Regions from separate parts of the Homo sapiens genome. Here region 2 is linked to region 1. Evidence: read pairs that join two places in POLR2A ChIA-PET (ENCODE). Cell type or tissue: PC-3. All regions are shown on one strand. Each heading gives the region's core, and the rest is flanking DNA. Links, peaks and the distances in the headings are about the cores only.

Evidence for each region. Peaks named below come from ENCODE experiments on the same cell type or tissue, not always from the same donor. Only the 100,000 strongest peaks of a DNase experiment are listed, where the experiment ranks them.
Region 2: POLR2A ChIA-PET joins it to region 1 with 7 read pairs; 2 of 35 experiments call an interaction of 5 or more read pairs at or near these places.

The regions. Positions count from the first base shown.
Region 1 is chr5:91,043,572-91,054,380 of GRCh38, forward strand. The region is part of intron 85 of ADGRV1 (adhesion G protein-coupled receptor V1); the gene reads left to right. Among named protein-coding and RNA genes, the nearest start is that of LUCAT1, 270 kb to the right of the region's middle. In PC-3, for the core only: a CTCF peak has its summit at 5,374; DNase peaks (open chromatin) are centred at 5,730 and 6,420; H3K4me3 peaks cover 917 bases; H3K27ac peaks cover 2,691 bases.
Region 2 is chr5:91,410,436-91,421,244 of GRCh38, forward strand. It overlaps ARRDC3-AS1 (ARRDC3 antisense RNA 1), which reads left to right. Exons shown (of 3, transcript NR_027435.1): 2 at 8,274-8,336; 3 at 8,420-10,280. Among named protein-coding and RNA genes, the nearest start is that of ARRDC3, 33 kb to the left of the region's middle. In PC-3, for the core only: no CTCF peak of the experiment used is centred there; no DNase peak of the experiment used is centred there.

The DNA.
Region 1 (10,809 bases), core at 3,946-7,945:
AGCTCTCTGTGCCTCAGTTCCTCCATTTATAAAATGGGGATTATAATTCTAGTAATTACCTCTTAGGATTATTGTGAGGATTAAATAAGTTATTCTAAGTGATTACTGAAAAGAGTGCTTAGCACTTAGTGGGCAATACTTAAAGGTTAGATATTTGTATAGCTGCTCTTATCTCAAGGATTTGCATTTGCTGTCTCTTCTATCTAGGATGTTCTTTCAGACTCCACATGGTATGCCCTCTCCAAATGTCACTCCTCAAATAGGCCTTTCCTGGTCATCTTTTTCACTGTTCCTATTTGCTGCTTTATTTTTTTTAAAACCTTGACCACCATCCAATATTATATTTTATATTTATTTTATATTTTGAACTCCCTGTTTCTTCAAAAAGAAAGCAATCTGAGTGAGGTCTTTTGTATAAGACTGTATACTTGGAGTCTAGAACAGTGTCTGGAATGTGTATAGGAGATACTCAACAAATATTTGGAGAATGAATGAAGAAATTATTATAGAAAGATATTTATATTAGAATGCATTTCTGTAGATGCATGAATCTCTCTATCAGAACTCTCCAGAGCACAAAATAATCACAATTACTACAAGATAAATTAGATCTTGGTTTAGGCTGTGCTTGCACTGAATTGAACACTAAGCTCATATGAAACACTTAAGATTGTCTGCAGTGATTCACAACATAAGCCTGATATTTTAGTTTGACTTCTCAAAGTCAGTTATATTTTCAGTATAAATGAAGTAAAACATACACTTGAAACTGAAAAAAATAGTACAAGTTTAAAGATTTAAGACAGTTCTCTACACACAAAAATGATAATACTTTCTATCACTGGTCAAGAAAAAGTCACTTTTTTAAGTAGTAATCACTTGTGTGCATTTTTTTCAGTATTGCTATTAAAAGAACTTTCTCATTTTCAATTTTGAATCATTCAACAATGAAATGTTAGAGCTGTTGCCTTGCTTTACCACATACCACAGGGTAAAATAGCCAAAGGTTGTTTAAGTGGGTTAAGTAAAAATGGAGAATGTCAGTAAAATGGAAGACCTCCTAACCCACAGCAGAATTGCACTTGCTTTGATACTGTTATTTCAATAATGTCAAACAAAAATGAATTGACTTTGCCTTTTGAAATTTTATTTAGGTACACGCTGTCAGTACTTTAAAGATAAAAGAATAAATGTTTCTTCTTTCTTGAACCCTTGTTATGTACCAGTATGCTTAGCATTGAGCTGGATACAAAAATGCATAAAGTTCTGTTCTTGAAAAGTTTATAGTCTGTTTAGAGCAACAAGACAAAAAACCTGTAAGAAATCAGTACATATCAGTAAATCATTAGTTTCTAAAGAAATTCAGATGTAGGAAGATTATTGTGGGTGGTTGAGAACACAAGAAGAGAGTGATGCTTTGCCAAGCATTAAAGGATGAAAAGCATTTTATTAGGTAATTTGGAAGGAGAAGAGAACATTCCATGCATGAAACACAGCCTGAGCAAAGATAAAAATGAGCAAATTATACCAGACATTCAAAAAGAAGAATTGGCACCATTACTGTTGACACTATTCCACAAGATAGAGAAAGAGGGAATCCTCCCTAAATCATTCTATGAAGCCAGTGTCACCCTGATACCAAGACCAGGAAAGGACATAACCAAAAAAGAAGACTACGGACCAATATCCCTGATGAACATACATGCAAAAATCCTCAACAAAATACTGGCTAACGGAATCCAACAACATATCAAAAATATAATCCACCATGATCAAGTAGGTTTCATACCAGGCATGCAGGGATGGTTTAACATATGCAAGTCAATAAATGTGGTATGCCACATAAGCAGAATTAAAAACAAAAATCACATGATCCCCTCAACAGATGCAGAAAAAGCATTTGACAAAATCCAGCATTCCTTTATGATTAAAACTCTCAGCAAAATTGGCATACAAGGGACATACCTCAAGGTAATAAAAGCCATCTATGACAAACCCACAGCCAACATAACACTGAATGGGGAAAAGTTGAGAACTGCAATAAGACAAGGACGCCCACTCTCACTACTTTTCTTCAACTTAGTACTGGAAGTCCTAGCCAGAGCAATCAGACAAGAGAAAGAAATAAGGGCATCCAAATCAGTAAAGAGGAGGTCAAACTGTTGCTGTTTACTGATTATATGATTGTTTACCTAGAAAACCCTAAAGACTCCTCCAGAAAGTTTCTAGAACCGATAAAAGAATTCAGCAAAGTTTCTGGATACAAAATTAATGTACACAAATCAGTAGCTCTTCTATACACCAACAGCGACCAAGCTGAGAATCAAGTCAAGAACTCAACACCTCTTATAATAGCTGCAAAAAAATAAAATACTTAGGAATACACTAAGGAGGTGAAAGACCTCTAGAAGGAAAACTACAAAACACTGCTGAAAGAAATCATAGACAACACAAACAAATGGAAACGCATCCCATGCTCATGGATGGGTAGAATAAATGTTGTGAAAATGACCATATTGCCAAAAGCAATCTATAAATTCACCACAATTCCCAACAAAATATCATCATCATTCTTCACAGAACTAGAAAAAACAATCCTAAAATTCATATGGAATCAAAAAAGAGCCTGCAGAGCCAAAGCAAGACTAAGCAAAAAGAACAAATCTGGAGGCATCACATTACCTGATTTCAAGCTATGATATAAGGCCATTGTCACCAAAACAGCATGATACTGGTATAAAAATAGGCACATAGACCAATGGAACAGAATAGAGAACCTAGAAATAAAGTCAAATACAGCCAACTGATCTGTGACAAAGCAAGCAAAAACATAAAGTGAGGAAAGATACCCTATTCAACAAATGGTGCTGGGATAATTGGCAAGTCACATGTAGGAGGATGAAACAGGATCCTCATCTCTCACCTTATATAGAAATAAACTCAAGATGGGTTAAGGACTTAAATGTAAGACTTGAAACTATAAAAATTCTAGAAGATAACTAACGTTGGAAAACCCCTTCTACGCATTGGCTCAGGCAAGGATTTCATGACCAAGAACCAAAAGCAAATGCAGTAAGAACAAAGACGAACAGCTGGGACTTAATTAAACTAAAGAGCTTTTGCATGGCAGAAGGAACAATCAGTGGAGTAAACAGACATCCCACAGAGTGGGAGAAAATCTTCACCATCTATACATCTCACCAAGGACTAATATCCAAAATCTACAACAAACTCAAACAAATTAGCAAGAAAAGACAAACAATCCCATCCAAAAGTGGGCTAAGGACATGAATAGACAATTCTCAAAAGAAGATATACAAGTGGCCAACAAACATATGAAAAAATGCTCAGCATCACTAATGATCCGGGAAATGCAAACCAAAACCACAATGCAATACCACCTTACTCCTAGAAGAATGGCCATGATCAAAAAGTCAAAAAATAATAGATACCGGCGTGGATGCAGTGAACAGGAACACTTCTAAACTACTGGTGGGAATGTAAACTAGTACAACCACTATGAAAAACAATGTGGTGACTATTGTAGAATAAAATAGTACTGATCTGGGAGTTCAAAGATCTGAATTTGCGCTCTAGTTGCCACGCCTAGTAACTGTGAACAAATTTCTTAGTCAAACAGTTCCCTTATTGTTATAAAAAAGATAATATCCTTTATTTTTCCATAATTTTTCTCTTTACATGTATGTATTAGAGTTCTCTAGAGGGAGGGACAGAACTGTGAGGATAGATGTGTGTATAAAGAGAAGTTTGTTAAGGAGTATTAACTCACATGTTCACAAGATGAGGTCCCACAATAGGCTGTATGCAAGCTGAGGAGCAACGAAGCCAGTCCAAGTCCCAAAGCTGAAGAACTTGGAGTCTGATGTTTGAAGATAGGAAGCATCCAGCATGGGAGAAAGATGTAGGCTCGGAGGCTAAGCCAGTCTCATCTTTCCATGTTCTTCTGCCTGCTTTTATTCTGGCTATGCTGGCAGCTGATTAGATTGTGCCCACCCAGATGAAGGTTAGGGTCTGCCTTTCCCAGTCCACTGACTCAAATGTTGATCTCCTTTGGCAACACCCTCACAGACACACCCAATAACAATACTTTGATCCTTCAAACAAGTTGACACTCAGTATTAACCATCACAGTGTGACTAATGTGTTAGGATTCATGAGGTCTAATCATAAAGTGATACTATTTTGTCACTGGTTGTTTCTTTATAATTTATTCAATGAAAGAAGTCTTCTGCCACTGAATAAAACCTTAGAAAACTTCTTGAAACCTCTAATAATTCTTTGGAAATAGAAAGCCTTGTGATTACTGTAAATCACAAAGATAGTCTTGACGCAATTATTTAAAAATCTAGTCCCATGGGATTGTCAAAGTAGCTAACTTTATTTAGTTAAAACTACTATCCTTCCAACAGCAAGGACTTACTAAGGCATAAAGTTTATGAATAGGGAAGAGCGTGTGGTTAGCCTCTTTTTCCCTGCCTCTTTACACTTCTGCTAATTAATCTTTATTTCTGTCTCTTCTGGGTTGGAACATGGGGAGGAAGAATATGGAAGAGAGGCAGGAAAATACTGGCACATTTATTTGATTGGTACTGTCATAAGTTGGCTGCCATCCTCTGGACAGTTGCTTATGATTTGCACAATCTCTAGCAACTCAGTACCTTCTGCCTGTCTCTGCTGAGGCCTAATGGCCCTTCCAGAAGGTTCTATCAGACAAGAACTAGGATCATATTATTCTAGCTTTCTCTTGTGCAATGTACCAGATAAATCTGTGCAACACTTTGGCCCAATAAACTTTTGAAGTGCAAGTTTACCCAACCTAACCACCTCTTTTTCTAGCCTGCTGCTAGAGTAGCAAGCCAGCCTCTCTCTCACACTGGAGATTTTCCAAAGAGGGTCAAAACCAGAACTCTTCATCCCTTCCCCTCAGCTCCAGGGGACACACAGTTACTTCTACATAGCACAATTGTAGGTATCTTGTTCTCTCTTTTTCCTATACAAGTGCATGCCAAAAAAATAAATAAATAAAACTAATCCTTTCCTTTTCTAAACTTTCTTTCTCTCTTTCTGACTTTCTTTCTCTCTTTCCTTTGACATGTAAAGATATCTAGCCTGTTCTCAGCCACGTAGTTTCACAAGTTGCTCTGATGCTTTCTGTCTTCCAGCTTACTTCGATACCTGATGCCTTAGGTTCTTGATCAAAACTTCCAGTTTAACAGCAAGATCTATCAATTTTTGTAAAGTGACTTAAATAAATGAAAGTCGCAAAAAAGATACAGCTTTTTTTGCATCTTCAGTAGTTAGGCAACACTAACAGAAGTTTATTTGACTCTAGTTACTTTGCCTACAATTCCATTAAGTCACCTGTAGATGGGTGATGGTGACCGGATTATAACCAATTTATCTAAAAACCCAGGCCTATTGGTGTGACTTTCATATTGCAGCCTATATTTATCATGCATTCTGCTTTTCCTTAAAAAAAAAAAATAAACCAAGACCACTGAACTGAACCAATTGATAATTATCCATGTTAACAAAATATATCTTAAAAAGTGATATGGTTTAAAGATTTAAGAATAATTTCTAGGTAAACTAGTAAACCTTTCTCCTTTACCCTAGAGTTTATGTGACACAGCACTGGTTTATTCTCATAAAGCTTGTGTTTGTTTATGGATTTGTCACTGGTTTATCCCCATAAATTCACATGTTTGTTTATGGATTTGTCAGGCCAAGTCTCTGTTTAAATGCATTGTCTGATGATCCAGGATGTCTACTTCATTCTTTTGAAATAGTTAAGTCTAGGCTCAGTGGACCTTACAGTTAGGATAACAGCAGATTATTTCAGCATTTTAAAAAAAGTCTTAAAACTTTCCATATGGTGATCTACTTGGAACAAGTTAGCCCATTTGGAATAAATGATTAAATACTTAACTAAATACACGAATTTTACACTAAATGGCCATACCTGGACACTTGTTGCCCTTTATATTAATTCAAAATCAAGACAAATATTATCACTCAATGTAATTCTGGATAGCTTGTGTTTAGGCAAACACTGGGATTTAAGGGATGACTATAACCAAATGAAATGAATTTTCATAAGAAAAATGGCAATCTCAGACAAATATAAAGCTCACATAACCAGTGTATCTTGATTATTTTTGAAGGGGGAGTGCTTTAGATGAAAGAAACAAACTGGTTGTAAGCAAGAATGACAATACAGTGCTACGGGTTCCACAGGGCCAACTTTAGGGCTTGAGCATCCTTAGATTTTGGTATCTGCAGGAGGCCCTGGAATCAATGCACCACAAATACTGAGGGACAACTGTATGTGAGGTTTGGAAACACCTCATAAAAATTTACAGACTTATCAGTTATCTAATGCAACTGTTCCTCTGACATGAGTCATGTGCGGGCCTGCCAGGGAGAATTCCAGATGTCCTCCTCCAGATCCTGCTGGTAAGGAATTAGAAAAATAATTAACTATACCAATCTGGGTACTTGTGCTGACACTAAGGGTCTACATTTTTTGGAAATAAAGCATTAGGACTCTTTTCCAGTTGGATAAGGTATTCCTTGGGTGGTATCTTGACATTTGAGGACTAGCATTAATTTGCTTGAAACAACAGCATGTTAATAAGAACACTGCAATATTAATTCAGTATATCTTTTCCCGTTGTTCTGAAAGAGACATCAGCGGTCTAGCTCCCTGATTTGGTAGTAGGAAATCTCAAATCTCAGTTTGGCTTCTAAATAGTGTACTTTGTGCCTCTGACCCTTTCATATAAAATTAACAATTCTCAGCACTTCACAATGTCCTTATCCTATTTTATTTTTCCATCATGGCATTGTTGATATCATTATCAATATCAGGTATAGTATGTATTTATTTGTATGCATTTTCATATTTTCTGTATTTCAGGTATCTGTGTTGGATTCTGGCTTGGGTTTAAAAGACAGTTTTTTGTTTTTTAAAAAAGTCTTTCTAATAACTTAGCTCTGAACAAGGTTAGACTAAAAAGAATTTGGGAGGCTGAGGTAGGAGGATTGCTTGAACCCAGGAGTTCAAGACCACCCTTGGCAACATAGAGAGACCCTGGCTCTACAAAATAAATTAAAAATTAGCCAGGCATGGTGGTGTGTGCCTGTGGTTCCAGGTACTCAGGAGCTGAGGTGGGAGGATTGCTTGAGCCCAGAAGGTTGAGGCTGCAGTGAGATGCAGTTGTACTGCTGCATTCCAGCCTGGGTGATGGAGTGAGACCCTGTCTTGAAAAATAAAATTAAATATTTCAAAAGGATCCAGACAAAGTGATATCCACTAGAATGTAAGCTCCAGGAGGGCAAGGACTTTTTGCAGCTGCGGTTGTTCACTTCTCTAACCCTGGAGCCTCGAACATTTTCTGACCTATAGCCAATGCTCAATAGTCAGGAAGGAATGGAGATTAAAATTAATGCTTGTCTTATGGATTTCTTGTGAAGATTAAACTAAAGATTGCATATAAACTTAGCACAACATGAGATACAGAATCCAAAAACCCTAAAAGGCTCCTTATGGCACCCAGACTTTTAAATGTATGAATTTCATCCCATAAACTGAAGATACTGATTATATGCATGTTTTAAATATATTCAACTTCTAAATATTATACAGGAAGTCCCTGATTCACAATAATTCAACTAAACAGTTTTCCAACTTTAGAATGATACAAAAGCAATATATATTCAGTAGAAACTGTACTTTGAGTACCCATACAATCATTCTTTCACTTTCAGTATAGTATTTAATAAATTACATGAGATATAAAACACTTTATTATTAAATACGCTTGTGTTAGATTACTTTGTTCAACTGTAGGCTAACGTAAGTTTTCTGAGCATATTTAAGGTAGGCTAGGCTAAGCTATAATGTTCAGTAGGTTAGGGGTATTAAATGCATTTTGACTTAGGATTTTTTTTTTTTTTTTTTTTTTTTTTTGAGGAAGAGTCTCACTCTGTCGCCCAGGCTGGAGTGCAGTGGCGCGATCTCGGCTCACTGCAAGCACCACCTGCCGGGTTCATGCCATTCTCCTGCCTCAGCCTCCCGAGTAGCTGGAACCACAGGTGCCCGCCACCATGCCCAGCTAATTTTTTTGTATTTTTAGTAGAGATGGGGTTTCACGACGTTAGCCAGGATGGTCTTGATCTACTTAGGATATTTTTGACTTAAAATGGGGTTACATCCCAATGAGCATCTATATTTGGCATCCTTGTTTATGTAAGTGGACTTTTTTACAATGATGAGAACCTCACTCTGATGTCATTAACAATTCACCTTATGTTTGCTATATAAAAACTTCTTTCATATAAAAGGTGGAAGAATATCCTGTTTACGATATTCATTTTAGCTAACCATAGACTGAAGACCACTTGTGACTTTATTTGATCTGTATTTTGGCACTATTTATTTAATAATTATTACAGCCAAAACTAGAGAACAAACTTATTGGTTTTTCTTTTTTAAAATTAATCTCCTTTTCTTTTTCTTTTCAATAGTTAATCTAGAGGCAGTGCTCCACTTTGAACTTTAAGCAAATATAAGCCTTAACATTAGGGTCTCTGCAGTGAGTTTTTATAAGGATTGAAGAAAGGGAGCTACAAGAAATAAGACATCAAATCTTAGGTTGTGTGATAGCCTGATACCTTCCATGTTTTCTTGAACATTTCTTCTAAAAAAAAAAAAAAGTGTATTTTAGAATCTAACTTTCCAAAATTGCTTTGTAGTAGCATTTACTGAATGGATTGTAGTGTTTTGTTAATAGCACTGTTTTGTTGATAGCACTGAAAAAAATGAAAACCTCTGCATATTTCTTTTTTTTTTTTTTTGACAGAATTTTGCTCTGTCGCCCAGGCTGGAGTGCAGTGGCACAGTGATCTCAGCTCACTGCAGCCTCCACCTCCCGGGCTCAAATGATTATCGTGCCTCAGCCTCCCGAGTAGCTGGTATTACAGGCCCCCACCACCACGCCTGGCTAATTTTTGGATTTTTAGTAGAGACAGGTCTCACCACCTTGGTCAGGCTGGTCTCGAATTCCTGACCTCAGGTGATCCACCCGCCTTGGCCTCCCAAAGTGCTGGGATTACAAGTGTGAGCCACCACGCCCAGCCTAGACCTAGCATTTTAAGTATCCTGAGGCTTGTTAAAGATGTCTATGTCACAGTCCAGTTGTAGTTTAAGAGAAACTTTTCTGTATCAATAAAGGGCAAATTTAGATTAAAAAAGTCAGGGAATAAACAGTATCAAAGGCCTCTCCTCCCCCCAGAAACATGCTTCTATAGTATTCTTCAGTTTGCTGATCTACTCAATATTAATGCTTTCTTCAGCTGTTAAGTTTTGATTCATTGCAGGCTAATAAAGGAAAGTGGAATTTTTCAGGGCGTGGTGAATTATTTTACCTCTACTACACTTCCTAAGGCCCCTCCACTCAGCTTTGATCTTATGGTTCATTCCTTGTCATTTTCATTGGGTTGAAGGGACCTCCAAAGGGAACATTGGTTTAATCACTGCTTCCTTCCTAATGTAGCTCTGATTGCTAAACTGTCTGGGGTTCTTTTGAAATCCTTATATTACAGCTCTCTTGGGCTTTCCTCTGCAATCACCCTTCACACAGTCTTTATTGGAGGGGTTACAAAATGATATATGTCACTCAGTCTCTCTAGGCCCTTTTTCTAAAATTAGTAAAATGCACAGTCCTTGTATCTTTGGACCCTCAAGCCTTTATTTTAATTCTATGTGTTTATTAATTGTGGTCCCTACCCCTCAGAATCAGAGCACATATACAAATCCTTGACCTTGAAAGTTTTATGGCCCCAGAGAAACAAAGATTAATCATAATTGTTATCTTCCTGAAAATCTCAAGCCCTGCTTCCCTTTTTAAGTGCACAGATGATTCCTGAACCAACAGGAAACAAAGTTGAGAAATTTTTGAGCGTTTCTTTTCTTTGCCATTGTCCAGAAAGAGAATATAGTTCTCCCAAGACTGTCCAATTCATTTTCATATTGTTAAAGTAACAAATGTCCTTCTTGATTCTAATCTCATCTCGTTCTTGGCAAATAAGATTTCACTGTCTTAACTTCCCTGCACATAATAATTCACTCCTTTCCTTGCGCTCCAGCCAAACTCCAGGTGGTTTTGCTATCACATTTAAAACACTGTCTAAGTTACTGCATAGTGTGAGCCTCTTCTCCATACCAAACTCTGATCTCCAGCTCAGGAAGCATGTCTTATTCATCACTGTATGTCCAGAGCATAGCAAATAGCATGCACATAGTTACTGCTTAATAAATGCATATACAATGAATGAATAATGAATAGCAGTCATGTAGAAGTCAGTAGTGGGTTTTCCGTTAGCATAAGATCAAGAATTTTGTCCATTATATGGCACAATAGCCCTGCTGCTTTCATACTGAAAGTTGTGCTTCATTTCAACTACTCTGTGTGTGTTTGTGTGTGTGTGTGTGTGTGTGTGTGTGTGTGAGAGAGAGAGAGAGAGAGAGAGAGAGAGAGACAAAGACTCTGAAACAGCTGCTAAAGAGAGCAAACCGGGATGAATGTATAACCTATTATTAGCAGATAGCATTTTGATACCCCACTCCTAGTTCAATCCTAGTTTATTTCTTTTTTGCCTCATTTCTCTCATTTTTAATTTTTTTATGTTGAGCAACTTTATAAGCAACTTAAAACCTTTTTTAGGCACATCAGTTAATCTTTTGTGTTTTGTAGAAATAATAAAGAAGCATAAAAAAGATCTAGT
Region 2 (10,809 bases), core at 4,272-8,271, 370 kb after region 1:
AGATGGCATCATTTATTGTCATGCATTTGTATGATTACAGTAGACTTTACGCATGTTTATTTTATAATCATTTGCATTCATTTATTCATTCATTGCTTTTCCAGCCCACTTATTCTAGTTCAGGGTCACAGGTGGCCCAAGCATATCCAGATAGCTCAGGGCTCATGGCGGAAACCAGCCCTGGCCAGGCCGCCATCCCAAGCTGGGACCATGTAGACATGCCAATTCACCTAACATGCACATCTTTGGAATGTGGAAGGAAACCAAGCTACCCAGAAAAACTTATGCAGACATGGGGAGAACGTGCAAACTCTGCATGGACAGTGGCTCTTCTGGGAATTGATTTTTTTTTTCCCTCTACCAACATTACAACAAAACGATGTGGACAAAATGATGTTATTTGAGGACCTGTTACATACACATCATGTCAACAGGAAAGAGCTGGAGTCTCTGAAGCTGTAGAAAAGGAAATGGCCTGGGAAATAGAAGCACTGCTAGGGTCTTCAGGAGTTGGGCCTTTTGCAGGGCAGAATGAAGGCGCTGGCCTGTTACAAACCACGCAAAAGAGGATATATGAATGTGGAAAGGAATTCTGCTTAGGGAAACTGTAATAAATCATGTCAGAAATAGCAGCAGTTGGCAAAAGACAAATAGTCACTTTGGGGTATCTTTTTCAATACAGGAGAATAATAATGACTAAATACATCTCTAAAGTATAAAAATATGAAAACTTGAATAGAATATTATATCAAATCTTTTCTGAATTCTGGCTCCCCTATTTGTAAAACCTTGAACCGCAGTTCCTTATCAGTAAAATGGAGATAATAATAATAATTCTTACCTCATAGAAGGTCCCTGGTACATAGTAAGTGCTATGCAAGTGTTAGCTTTCATTATTAAAAAAAAAATGACCTCTTTGGGTGGTCAGGGATATGTGAAACATATTTACTGATTATACAGAAATGGATCACTACACACAGCCATTCAAAAATATGAAATGATATCCAAGAAATATTGTTGCTTAAAAAAAAACCAAGGTGCAGAATAGTGTGTACTGTATGTTTGCATTTTTTAGAAGGATATTTAAATGCATATATGGAGTGGTACTCAAGAAACTGTTATGACCTGAGAAGGAGACTGGGAAGTCTGGGCAGTAGATAAGCCTATTTCTCATTGTGTACCTTTTTGTACTGGTTGAATTTTTAAGTCATGCACATGTTTTTTTTAAGTGACAAGAACAAATTCAAAGTTAATAATATATAGAAATTATTATCCCTCAAGTTAGGCATTTTTCCAATATAGTGTTTCACCTATTGAAATAGAAAATTTTCATTAGCCATTTGTAGAGGTGAGCTATTGCTAACAGCATGACCTTTAACAATTCTATGAAATCTGGATAAAGTTATCTGCAGTCAATCATCACATATAACAACTTAAGGTATCATATTATGGTGAAATATTTGTTGGATCTCATTTTAATCCTAATGTTTAATTCAGTAATTTGGTTTATAAATGTATTCGGATTCACTGAAATATATCATAATAGTAACATTTATAATTTGAAGCATGTGACATGTTTTGGCCAATAATAAACTTAGATTTTTAAAATGGTCTAAGCCACCAACAGCTTCTGGTGGCTTTAACATGAATAGTAGGACAAAACTTTCTTTTCTTTCTTTTTTTTTTTTTTTTTTTTTTTTTTTTTTTGAGACACGGTCTGACTGTCACCCAGGCTGGAGTGCAGTGGTGCGATTTTGGCTCACTGCAGCCTTGACCTCCCTGGGCTCAGGTGATCCTTCCACCTCAGCCTCCTGAGAAGCTGAGACTACAGGCACTTGCCACCACACCCAGCTAATTTTTGTATTTTTAGTGGAGATGGGGTTTCACCATGTTGCCTAGACTGGTCTCGAACTCCTGGGCTCAAAGCCATCCACCTATCTCGGCGTCCCAAAGTGCTGGCATTATAGGCATGAGCCACCACACCCAGCCCCAACACTTTCTTATTTATTAAAATTATATGTATTTGTTTTAGAATATTTGGAAATGATAGAAATAACAAAACTGGCCTCCCCATAAGAATCCTACCTTGTACACTTCTGTGAATGTTTTTTTAAAAGCATTTTTCCTTTTATTTTTTATAAATTACATAAGGGGATACTGGGAAGATGGTGACTGGAATATTTTTTGGTATACTTCCACACCCAGTTCCAGTCTAGGTGCTTTTCTTAAACCCAATTCAGAAAACAAGAGTATAGGTAAGCTGTGAAGCCCTGGGGCTGGGAGGGCAGAGGAGAACCAGAAAGCCACGGATCCAGGGGAGACTTTGGCCGTCTCAGGGAGAAAGTACAGGCTCAGCACAAGTATACTCAGTCTCCTTGGCCTCCAAAAAGTCAAGAAGGAGTTTAATGGGTTCGCTGAGTCTTCCCTGCTGTTGAGGCTGGGAGATCTTTGAGAGGCCAGATAACAGGGTGGCTTCCTTCAGTTGCTGCAAAAGGGCAATGGCTTTCTGCCTGCTCCTCCACTTGCCACCTTGACATGATCTTTGCCTTGCATCCTGCAAGACCACTGCCATACAGAGTTCTCTAGCAACCAGAAGTGAACCAACTGAGCCAAAAGGAAAAATAACATCCTATTTAAATAGGGTCAGGAGCCAGAGGAGCTGACCCAGCAGAACAATCACTGAAATAGAACTTCTGGGAGAAGAAAAAGGAAACCTTGAATTCAAAAATAATAAGAGCACCCAAAGAAATAAAAGTGTTGCACAAAAGAGGCTCTCTGGAGCTAAGAAAAAATTCCAAATAAATAATTTAGTAGAGGAACTGGGGGAGGAGATGCTATGCTCACTGTTGAAATCTGAAATAGTTGTCTAGAAATCAGGACCAAGACATTTCTTGAAGTACAGAGTAAAAATATAAAAAGATGGAAATCTGGGGGAGATACTTAGGAAATATGTCCAGGAGGCCTAACATGTGAGTAATAGTAGTTCCAGAAGAAGAAAAAAGGAAGCCAATAATAAATAGTCAAGACAGTTTCCATAAGACGAAGAAAAAGGCTGGGAGTGGTGGCTCATGCCTATAATCCCAGCACATTGGGAGGCCAAGGCAGGCATATGGCTTGAGCCCAGGAGTTCAAGACCAGCCTAGGCAACATAGTGAGAAGCTGTCTCTACAAAACATACAAAAATTAACCAGGCATCATGGTGCACACCTGTAGTCCCAACTATTCAGGAGGCTGAGGCAGGAGGATTGCTTGAGCCCTGGAAATGGAGGTTGCAGTGAGCTGAGATTTGGCCATTGCATTGCAGCCTGGACGACAGAGAGAGACCTTGTCTCAAAAAAAAAAAAAAAGAAAGAAAAAGTGCTTGCAGATGGTAATATCTCACCAAGTTCCAGACTGGAGACACGAAGAGAAACATACTTAGTATATAATGATAAAATTCCTGTTGCCAATTATTAATAGAAAATGTTGTAAGACTTCAGGCGGAAAGAACAAGTCCTAGATAGGAAAACATTTCAGATTTGGTTATCGGTTCTCTAGTACCACCCAGGCAGCCAGAAGACAATGGAGTAGCATCTATTGACAGTTACGTTACTTCTTCAGTGCCTTAGATATATTAATTATACCAATTTATTTGTTCCTCACAGTAACCCTGTGAGGTAGGTTCATTTTTATCTACACTTGACCAGTGAGGAGACTGAGGCACAGAGATGTTATGTAAATGTCCGAGGTCTCACAGCTAGAAAATGACAGAGCCAGGACTCGATGAAACTGATCTGGCTCCGGAGATCCCATACTACATCATCATTCAGCCTCTTAAATGGGGTATCACATTTGAGGAAGACACTTTGGAAAAAAGTCTAACAAACAACAGAAGAACCAGAAGACAGAAGAAATAAAGTGAGCAATGAACTCAAACTGTGGTGTGTGTTCTTTCCCCGCTTGTCCCCTTCTCTTCCTCAGCAGATTTTACCATTGTGGAAAAGTGTTCATTTCATTGACTGACACCCCAGGCGGAAAAGGAAAAGGAAAAGGAAAAAAATCTCAAATTGATTGTTTTAACCTCAAATGATCATAAGAATGTGGAACATTTCTTAGGAAATCAGAGTTTTGTATTATAATTTATACTGAAAAGTTGATGAAAATAAAGCATAGACCTATTTTATCAAGCTCATTTCTCATTCTTTTTGAAGATGTAACGTTTCTTGTAATTTATATTTAACTTACAGAAAAATTTAGATAATGAATGATAAGAGTGAGATAAAGCTTTGTTTCTTTTAAGTTCCCTGCTGGCTGGAAGAGAATAGAGAGCTTGGAAACAGATGCTCACGTATTAGAAATGTGATATATGAAAGAGATGCTATAAAAATCAAGGAAAAGAGCATTATTCTATAAATGATGCCAGGGCAATTCTTCACCCACATGGAAACAAATAAAATTAAATTCTTACCTAACATCATACTAAAAAAATATATTTTAGGTGTATAAAAGACTTCAGTGTGAAAGAACAGCTTTAAAAATTCTAGAAGAAAATTCTTTATGCCCTCAGAATAGTGATTTAGAAAAAAAAAAGACACAAGATATAAAAAACACCATAAAGCAAAAGAAAGCAATCTGCACAGTGAGTACATACATGGGTATTCTTTAATATTACTTCATGTGCATTAAGGACAAGCATTAAGAAGTAAATATATGTGCCATAGATTGAGAGAGATATTTATAGCGCTTATTATTGACTTTCAAAGAAATGATATTGCAAATATATAGAGATACCTACAAAATTAGAAATAAAAGGCCTGGTGTGGTGGCTCATGCCTGTAATCCCAGAACTTTGGGAGGCCGACTGGAGGATCGCTTGCGCCTAGGAGGTTGAGACCAGCCTGGGCAGCACAATGAGACTTCACCTCTATAAAAAATTGAAAAATTAGCTGGGCAGTGGCTTGTGCCTGTGGTCCCAGCTACTCGAAAGGCTTAGGTGGGAGGACCGCTTGAGCCCGGGAAATCAAGGCTGAAGTGAGCTATGATTATGCCACTGCGCTCCAGCCTGCACAACAGAGTGAGACCCTGTCTCCAAAAACAAACAAACAAAAAACTTAATCAACTCAATAGAGAAACAGGTAAAGAGATGAAGAGGCAAAGATGCTTAATCTCCCTGGTAATCAGGAAAAAAGAAATTAAAATCTTTATGCAACATCATTTCATACACATCAGATTGCATGAAATCAGAAAATTTCATAAAAGGATGTGTTGGTGTGGAGGAGAAGAAAGAACTTATACTGCTGGTGAGAGGCTGTACAGGGCGATGATGTGGAATTTAGAGAAAGTGTTGCATGTGCATACAAGAAGATTGGGACAAGACAGTGATGGCAGCATTGTTCATAATACAACTATGGAAAAATATCTAATTGTTAAACAGGGGAATGATTAAGTAAATTTTATGTGATGGAAAATATGAATGAACCATAGTTATATGTGTCAACCTGTGGCTAAATCTCAACGTTATGTTGAGTGAAAAAATGAACATGGGAAAGGCTATATATAAAGTTTTAAAATGTTCCAGACAGTATTGTATATTGCTTATGGATGCTTACATATGTAGCAAAGTCACAACAGCATGTGTGATAATAATGACACACATCAAATTGAGATAGTATTTATCTCTGGGATGGGAAAAAAAATCTGATTAGTGTGTATGTGGAGGTGCCCAGATTATTTTATTTTCTGTTTTATGTTTAAAACTTACGGGAGGTACTTAGATTTTTTTTCTTTTTTTCTTTCTTTCTTTTTTTTTTTTTTGAGAAGGAGTTTTGCTCTTGTCACCCAAGCTAGAATGCAATGGCGCAAACTTGGCTCACTGCAACCTCCACCTCCTGAGTTCAAGTGATTCTCCTGCCCCAGCCTCCCGAGTAGCTGGGATTACAGGCGCCTGCCACCATGCCCAGCTAATTTTTGTATTTTTAGTAGAGACAGAATTTTGCCATGTTAGCCAGGCTGGTCTCGAATTCCTGACCTCAGGTGATCTGTCTGCCTCGGCCTCTCAAAGTGCTGGGATTACAGGCGTGAGCCACTGCTCCTGGCCTGGATATTTCTATTATTCCCTGAATGTTTTGGTGAGCTTGAAATATTTTACATTTAAAACAGAGGGGAAATTTACTATTGTTATTGTTTAAAAACATATGGCAGTAGGCATTTTCCAAAATGATGCATAACAATATAATGAATTTGATTGGATGTTGGATTTTTAGTCATCTTAAAAAAATGATGCCATCTGTTGATTTATTTGCGGTGGAGAAGAATGCCCTATATAAAGAAGTATGTTTTAAAAGTTAATTAATGCAGACAAGGTTTTTTTCCCCAGAAAAATAAAGTATTATTTTACTACAAAGAAAAGTACTGTGATTTACTTAGGTTAAAACTACTTGCAGATAAAATATGCTCTTAGTTTAATAAATTCTTCTTCTTCTTTTTTTTTTTTGAGACAGAGTCTCACACTGTGGCCCAGGCTGGAGTGCAGTGGCATGATCTCGGCTCACTGCAACCCCGCCTCCTGGGTTCAAGCAATTCTCATGCCTCAGCCTCCCGAATAGCTGGGATTACAGGTTCCTGCCACCACCCCGACTAATTTTCATATTTTTAGTAGAGACGGGGGTTTCACTATGTTGGCCAGGCTGGTCCCGAACTCCTGACCTCAGGTGATTCACCCACCTCGGCCTCCCAAAGTGCTGGGATTACAGGCGTGAGCCACTGCGCCTGGCCAGTTTCAATAATTCTTGATAAATACTTGTAGTCTAAGCTAAGTAATGCTTTCCTTCTTCAGAGTTGCAAAGGTACAAATAACCATCTCATACTTTAGTACATGGCTGTTCCTCAGTATTGTTTTCATGTAGCTGCGTGGTTGAATGGGTCATGATAAAAGTAAAAACAAAAGTGAGATCAGAGTTACATAAACAAGATCAGTTTGCTGCCTTCCCCAGGGGTCAAGTCTACCAGATGAAGGTTTAAGTAATAGCCCCTAACCCGCGGAAGATGTTGAAATACTGTTCTTTCTCATTACTGGATTATATCTTTGTTTATGTAGCATTTTTTCAAGATCTATGGACCATTTTGATGTGTTAGACATTTAAGAACTCTGTTTGTTATACAAACCATTAAAACCAAACCAAACCAAAACAAACTAAACCTTTCCTCCAGTGGGAAAATAGGCTTATTTTTAAGGTTTCCTTTTGGTTTTCCTTCTAAAATACTCCTCTCCTTTTTCTCTGTCTGCATCCTAATCTAGGTCCCCATAAGTTTCAGGGTTACATCAGGGTCATTTTGGAAGTTCTCACTTCTTCTAGATTCCTTCTTCCAGCTCCATCCCCCAATTCTAGGCAGCTCTCTACTTAAAGATGTACAGTAGTTGTTCATTGCCAACTGGATGAAATTATTAATCTCAATTTGGACTTTCCATTTCAGGTCAGCTATTCACAGAAACTGGCTTGTGACAAAGTTTTTACTGGTCCACAGTAACATGATAAAGTTAGGGTTGTATAAAGCTAAAATTATTCAAAATTAAAATTCCAATATTATTTTAGCTTTTTGTGATAAAATATTCTTCATAAAATTGAGTTGATAGTTGATGGAAGAATTTTAAAAAAATTTTCCTTGGGAAAAGTGAGTTGGCAACTTTGAGGATTGATTTCTTTCCACTATCCCACCCGTCCCACTTCTCTCCAACACACACACACACACACACACACACTCTCTCTCTCTCTCTCTCTCTCTCTCTCTCTGTCTCTGAAAATGTTTGCTGATCTGGGAAACTTAGTAGAGATTTTGTAAAATTCTTCCTTAACATCCTCATTTATTCCTGTCTGTCTGTCTGTTTTTTCTAATGTCCTCCAGCTACTTCAATACAAATGCTGCACTTCTGGTGACACCCAGATAAAATCTCCTTGCTTTCAGTTACTCTTTAACTAACACCTTGTGCTTCCTCACTCATCTGCTTTAGCACTTATGAGAATATTTGTCAAAATTTCTGGCATTGGTTGTCCCAAGAATTTTTATTTTTCAAATATGTCTTTTCTCTCCAGTTTTAATATCTGTAAAAAGAAGAACTTTTTACATTTTCTTTAATCTTTTACCCTACATAGATTGAAAATACAAAGAAGATTTGGTAAGGACATAGAAACTCTTATAAAATTTTTTTTATCATAGTAGCCCCAAAACATTGTTATATATGGGTATAATGATTTAATATTTATGAATTATAGCAACTCTTCATCATCTATTTCCAGGTTTCTACTTTCCAGGTCCACTGGTGTTTGGTGTACCCATGTGACTAATTTGTCCAAAGAGAGGTGAGTGAAAGTGATGTGTCACTTCCAGATGGAAGCTTTTTGGGCAAGTATGTATTTTCTAGCTCTTTTCTTCTGTGTTATAGAAACTAGGAATATTCCAGTTGGTGACTGACCCCTTAGTTGGGTTCCTAGAGTGAGTTTGATGTGGAGGAGCCCAAAATGACCTGCAGTGAAGTTGGAGTGTGAGCAAGAAATAAACTTTTGTTTTTTAATTTTCTGAGGTTTTGGAAGTTGTAGATTATAACTGCATAACCTATCAATATTGATATGTTTCAATTCTTAATGAAAATTTCTAATATTCTTTTTGATTATTTCTAACTTATTAACTTAAAATGTCAAATATCTATAATTTCAGTATATTCTGTATCCTACATTTAAAAATAAAAAATAGAATGTTGAAAATGAAATCATTTCAATGAGATGACAACTCAAAATCTTATAGTATCATCCAGAAACATGTAGAACAGATTTAAAAATACACAGTACTGAGATTGGCAGGTTGAGAAGAAGACACATATGAAGGGTAACTTCTTTGGAAAGAAGCAGCTATGCACAGTACTTAAGAATGAAATTTCCATGTCCCGTTAATACATCTGAAACAGTTTTACTTTCTATCCCAAACTTTAATGATCCTAGAAAGCTGGTTTGAATCAGTTTTTACAGGGTTGTTTTGGATTTAAAATAACTAAAACTTGAGAGCTGGGAGAAATTTTATTTAACACTTTTTTATCATTCATGGTTTAATGTTTAATGAATAAATTCTTCACTAAGCTTATGTGGTGAGGGTCTGGTGGTGAAAAGTACTTTTTCAACTAGATATATTAGAATGACAACAGCAAAGCAAGAATGTGGTAGGGTCACATAAAGGAGTCGTGATCTGTGGGAAATTATTTTTTATGATTCTCCAAGATGGCTGTACATATAAGCATAAAAGTCAATAAACAAGTGCCTAACCTTTAGCTCTAAATTAACTTTTGAGCGCTTTGAATGCCTGGCACAAAAATATTTAGGGGTTTGGCGCCATCTGGTGGCCAAATATCAACTTTTCAGCTTCTCTTTTATGACTAAGAAGTGAATTACTCTGCACTTTCCAATAAACACTATTAATAAATAAAATTATTTAAAATGTTGATTTCCAGAACTTGAGAAGACAAATCAAAGACAGATTTCTGTTATGTTACCTATTGTTATATGACAGAATTTCAGTCTTGAGTAGGTTCTTTTATACTTGCATTTGATTTATTTATGAAAGCATTATAGACATAAATCTGCTATCTTTTTCTTAATACAAGAGAAGACTCTTTCCCCAAAAGAAATTAGACGTGCTCAATAAAATCTAAATTTATTTTTTCACAATTCTGTAAAAGATTGAGCTAGGGGTGCGTGTGTGTGTGTGAATATCAGAATTTATTTTAAAAATGCAAGAGGGAGAGGGGAAGGAGCTGGTAGTGACATTGTTAATTGTCTGCTTTGCAATAGCAAAGACTTGGAACCAACCCAAATGTCCATCAATGATAGACTGGATTAAGAAAATATGGCACATATACACCATGGAATACTATACAGCCATAAAAAAGGATGAGTTCATGTCTTTTGTAGGGACATGGATGAAGCCGGAAACCATCATTCTGAGAAAACTATCGCAAGGACAGAAAACCAAACACTACATGCTCTCACTCATAGGTGGGAATTGAACAATGAGAACACTTGGACACAGGGTGGGGAACATCACACACCGGGGCCTGTCGTGGGGTGGGGGAAGGTGGGAGGGATAGCATTAGGAGATACACCTAATGTAAATGATGAGTTAATGGGTGCAGCACACCAACATGTGCTGTTGTACACGTGTACACATGTATACATATGTAACAAACCTGCACGTTGTACACATGTACCCTAGAACTTAAAGTATAATAATAATAAAAAAAAATTGTCTGCTTTGTACCCAGGGCTGTTCTAGATGCTTTCAGTGGATGGCCTCAATGAATTTCCGCAACCATCTTTCCAATGGGAAGTGTTGTCCCAGCTTTACTGCTGGACAAGTGTCTAAGAGGTTAAGGACATAAATGCTCAAGTTTTGTGAGAAAGCCGTTTATTTTAACAGAATGATTGCAATTGCTCATATTAAGCTATGACAGAAAAACTGGATTAACACTTTTTTTAGTCTTTTTCTTTTCAGCTTTTCAAGATAAAAGTTTCCTGTGTCTCCTGATTAAAGTGCTTCTGTGATTGTTGCTCTGCATTAAGTTGTATACTTCCTCGTTCTTTCCTTAGAGCTTCTTTTCACAATCCAGGAAGCAACTCGGTGGGGCACAGCATGGGGTAAACAAAATGCCAAGGGAGGGAAGAGTTCATATTGGTGGAATTTTTTAGTTACCTCTCTAGAAACTAGTGGAAACTTCTTTGCTTCTCTTCTTTTTACTGACAATTTAAAAAAATAAATTATTTTATTTTAGATTCTGGGGTACATGTG